2 separate regions of the Homo sapiens genome follow, and region 2 is linked to region 1. A link is a loop called in an ENCODE intact Hi-C map of the cell type or tissue named here. Cell type or tissue: PC-9. All regions are shown on one strand.

What was found. Peaks named below come from ENCODE experiments on the same cell type or tissue, not always from the same donor. Only the 100,000 strongest peaks of a DNase experiment are listed, where the experiment ranks them.
Region 2: it touches region 1 in a loop (7-fold over the local background); 3 of 110 quality-filtered maps call a loop at or near these places.

The regions. Positions count from the first base shown.
Region 1 is chr19:41,745,836-41,748,335 of GRCh38, forward strand. No RefSeq gene overlaps it. Among named protein-coding and RNA genes, the nearest start is that of CEACAM6, 8.4 kb to the right of the region's middle. In PC-9, CTCF peaks have their summits at 977 (motif pointing left) and 1,177; a DNase peak (open chromatin) is centred at 966; H3K27ac peaks cover 393 bases.
Region 2 is chr19:41,596,255-41,598,754 of GRCh38, forward strand. No RefSeq gene overlaps it. Among named protein-coding and RNA genes, the nearest start is that of CEACAM21, 21 kb to the left of the region's middle. In PC-9, CTCF peaks have their summits at 1,505 (motif pointing left) and 1,708; a DNase peak (open chromatin) is centred at 1,487.

The DNA.
Region 1 (2,500 bases):
TTTGAAGAAGGTCCCAGGAAGAAGAGTGGGTTTGCAGATGTTATTTTATTTGCTCTTCTCAAACACCATATGGGGATATTTCACAAGGAGGATTCTCGTCCTCAGAAAGGGGAAGTAACTTGCCAAGGTTGTTGGTGGATGTGGGATTAGAACCTCAGTGAGTCTAACACCGGAGCCCATGCCACCACCACTACCACCGAGAGCCCTGAACAGGGTATGTGTAGGGAACAGGTAGGAGCAGAGAGAGTTAAAGCAGAAAGAAACCATTTTAAAACAGGGAAGTTAGGTAAGCTTGCTAAATGGGGATCATATGTTGCAGAGGCATGAACACTAGACAGTCGTGTGAACTTGATCTTCTGATTACAGAAAAGACAAGACAAAAGAGGGTGTGAAAATGGGGTTCTGGGTTCCTAAGCTAAAGAGATGCCACCAACAACAGTGAAGGAGCCATGAGATGTGTGGAGAAAGAACTGGATGGAGAAGCTGAAGCCCTGAGTTTAAATGCAAAAAGTCATAAAGTAAGGGCATGGCTGTGGAGGGCAAGTTATATTCTCTCTCTGCAGTTTGGTATCTCTTCATCTATAAATCACATGGAGTGAGAATTAATGTCTAAATGACCCTCAACCCTTGCTACTCAAAGTGTGGCCCACCAACCAGCAGCAACAACATGTCCAAAAGCTCCTCAGAAATGCAGAATCTCAGACCCCACCAGAAGGATCAGAATCCGTATTTTAACAAGAACTTGGGGTGACCTGTGAGCACATTAAAGATTGTGAAGCAGTTCTCCGAAATGTCTTCCAGTTCTAAAATGCAGTGATTTCACACTCATCTGAACTTTGTCACCTCACAGGAGAAAGAAGGAAAATGGCATTTACATTTTACCTCGTTCGTGACCTTTTCTTAATCCTAACAGCCTCTTAGACTCGCCCGCATCTGGGTAGAGGTTTTAGAAAACACCAGAGAGGCAGGGCTGCCACCTTGTGACTATCATCAGGAAACGCACTTAACTCTTAACCAGTCTCACCAGTCAAGGACGGGACGGGGCTGGAGCAGAGAGGGTATACGGGATGAACTCCAAGTCACAGATGAGATAAGGGAGTTATAACCACCCACAAAGGCTGGAAGTAACTGTCAGAGGGGGCTCAGCCTGCATCATAAAGCAATGTCCCCTTGCAAAGGACAGTTTTTATAATACTTACTATGTGATATCAGTAGGAAATGGTTCCAGGTCAAGCTCTGCCCTTGTAACCTTAAAACTTACTCTAACAGGTATTTTCAACATCAGCCTCAGCCTGAACTCTGCCAGTAAACTTGTAACTTTCCAAGGAAACTTACTCTACTGTAACAGTTCTTTTTCATCCGGAGACAAAATGTATCTGATTCGCAGTCACCGATCCTCACACTACTCTCTGTAGGCTGAATAAGTCTAACAGCTTTTCATACAACTGACCTTCAAATATTGGTTAAGAAAAAAACAAAACCACCATGTGCTGCCCATACCACCATTCCTTGGCCGTTTCCCATGTGGGGTCACCTGAAGCCCCACACCCTCTGATCACGTTCCAATGGGCAAGTGAAGTGCAGTAACAACAACAGACACTCTGAATCCTAGGAGTGTCCCCAGAGCAGCAGAGCCACAGGACCCCCGTCCCCGTCCTGGCGCCTCACCGCTACCTAGAAGCCAAATGCCACATCAGCTGATCTGGGGACGCTGACTTCTCCTGCTTATGCCACTGCTCAGTCATCCCACACCTGTGCAGGTGTCTACTTTTTATTCAGTTTTATTTGTAAGAAATATTTATCTGAGGCTGGGCACAGTGGCTCATGCCTGTAATCCCAGCACTTTGGGAGGCTGAAGCAGGTGGATCACAAGGTTAAGAGATCAAGACCATCCTGGCCAACATGGTGAAACCCCATCTTTACTAAAAATACAAAAATTAGCTGGGCTTGGTGGCGTGCGCCTGTAGTCCCAGCTACTTCGGAGGCTGAGGCAGGAGAATCACTTGAACCAGGGAGGCAGAAGTTGCAGTGAGCCGAGATCGCGCCACTGCACTCCAGCCAGGCGACAGAGCAAGACTCCATCAAAAGAGAAAGATAAGAGAGGAAGAAAGGAAGGAAGGAAGGAAGGAAGGAAGGAAGGAAGGAAGGAAGGAAGGAAGAAAGAAAGAAAGAAAGAAAGAAAGAAAGAAAGAAAGAAAGAAAGAAAGAGAGAAAGGGAGAAAGAAAGAGAGAGAGGAAGGGAGGGAAGGAGGAAGGAAGGAAGGAAGGAAGGAAGGAAGGAAGGAAGGAAGGAAGGAAGGAAGGAAGGAAGGAAAAGATTGATTTATAGGAGCCTGCTGTGTACTGTCACTGGAGAGACAAAGGTGAATCACACCCGGTCCCTGGCTTGCAGAGCTCCAGGCTATGGACGGAACCCACTCAAAGTCAGACCATTACTATTCAGTGAGAAACACCGTGACAGGCATCAGAAAAGGGTTTTCTGACCCATCTCACCAATGCC
Region 2 (2,500 bases), 150 kb before region 1:
TACTTTTTATTCCATTTTATTTTGTAAGAAATATTTATCAGAGCCTGCTGTGTACTGTCACTGGAGAGACAAAGATGAATCACACCTGGTCCCTGCCTCGCAGAACTCCAGGCTGTAGAGGGAACACACTCAAAGCCAGACTATTACCGTTCAGTGAGAAACACCGTGACAGACATCAGCACAGGGTTTTCTGATGCATGTTACCAGTGCTTTGTGAAAAATCTTCCACTCTTGGTTTTCTGCACTTAGTTTTCCTCATTTCAAGCTCTAAGTGAAAAAGAGAATACAAATATCCCCAATGGTCCTTTGTGCGGTCACAGCTGGACCCGGCATGTCCTCTTGGCTAATCCAGGGTGTTCAGGGCTCCCACTTCACTCTGAGTGTCCTCTCTCCTATTGGAGCTCACCATTGTCAGCACCTGCAGCAGAAAATCTAGCAAGTCAGGAAACTTGCTTTACTCCTGTAACTTTAAGGCTAGTGACCTTGTGACAGTGAACTAATCCTATAAATCCTTTTCACTTTAATTTCCACATCTGTAAAGTGGGGCAGGTGGATTCAGTCACCCTAGAGACAGCAGCACACCTGATCTTCTCAGCATCCACCATCTAGCAAATATCAGGCACACATTAGGCACTCAAAGCCTCACTGAATGTATGTGTGAATAAATGACTATAATAGAGCCATGTGGATCGTGGACACTATCAACACATATCTTTGAATGTCTATGAAGTACACTTGAGAATGGGGAAAGCAAATAATTGAGGCAGGACAGTGTTTTCTTCTTCCTTCCCCTTACCTCCTTCCTGAAGAGAGCCTTTGTACCTCGGAGAGACTCTGTTGCCAGGTTTCTCTACTGTAAGTTACTATTTGTCCCATTATAATCAATAAGTATCTCCTGAAGTGATACTTTGGGAATATGGAAGTAGCCTGTTTCTTCTCAACATACTTTTTTTTCCCCCTTGGTACTCACTAGTTGTAGCATCATCATACTTTTACCCATTCATATTTAAAGTCCATTGATAATTCTTGCCTACAAACAATTGACTGTGCTGTTAGCCAAATAGTGATTTTCTATTTGATCATTCCTTCTACATTCATTAATTGGAATCCTGCTGTAAGAAAAAGCTGTTTCTTCATCCTTATATATTTATGTATTCAATTATTTATTTATATTAGTAGGAACTCATGGGTATTTATGGGTTGGAATTTATTACTATCATTATTTCTTATAGTGCTCATTTTGTCTCAAAATTGGTCATTCAAAGCTCCTTCTGGTTGGCATCTGTGACCTTTCGACAGATCTCCATTATTTTTCAGCCGGCTCCTTACTTTCTGGCCTCACGAGATGCTCCAGGCTCCGCTTGTGCTTTCCGGCCCCAGCCCTGGAATCAGTTATTTCTCCCAGGAAGCCCTGGTTCCTTTCATGGGAGAATGATGTTTACGACCACGAGCACTACTACACCCATTGCTGTAATAGTAAGTGCCGGTGCCTTCACGCCCTCTAGTGGTCAGTCCTGGGAAATACACACTCACACTTGTGTACTGTTACCCATATTCTACAAATTAGGTAAATGAGGCACAGAAAAGTTAGGCGACTTGACCAACATCACGAGAAAATAGGTAGTGAAACTGCGAGACAGATACACAAGTCCTAATAAGTGGAAGTAGCTTCTTCACACATGCACATCAGCAGAAAGCCACAAGCCCAATATTCCAGCGTAGACACTCTCTTGGGAAAAAATCCAGAATTCCAAAGTATTAACCCTAATGACAACCATCATGTACTGACTACCTGCCTGGGCACTGGGCTCCCACAGTAACACATTTATTCCTAAATATATGTAAATATATAAAACTAATAACTTTATCTTAAATAAATATCCATTTTATATATTATTATATAAAATTTATTATAGAAAACTTTATATAATTATATAAAATATATAGGCCAGGCATGGTGGCTCATGCCTGTAATCCCAGCACTTTGGGAGGCCGAGGCAGCATATCACCTGAAGTCAGGTGTTTGAGACCAGCCTGGCCAACATGGCGAAACCCCATCTCTACTAAAAAAGTACAAAAATTAGCTGGGCGTGGCGGCAGGCGCCTGTAATCCCAGCTACTCGGGAGGCTGAGGTAGGAGAATCGTTTGAACCCAGAAGGCGGAGGCTGCAGTGAGCTGAGATCGTGCCACTGCACTCCAGCCTGGGAGACAGAGCCAGACTCCATCTCAAAAAAGAAAAACTATTATATATACATTTATATATATAATTTATTATATAAAAATGTATTGTATATAAATTTATATTAAATACAATTTAATATGATGATTAAAAGTTATATGTTTATTTTAATACATGTTAGAAGAAAATTTAAGCATATCTCAAACCTGTAATTTTATGGATAATATTGCATAGGACAAAGATGTTTTGTCTCAAATTCCCGTCCTCAAGCAATCCACCCACCTCAACCTCTCAAGCAGCTGAGATCACAGACGTGAGCC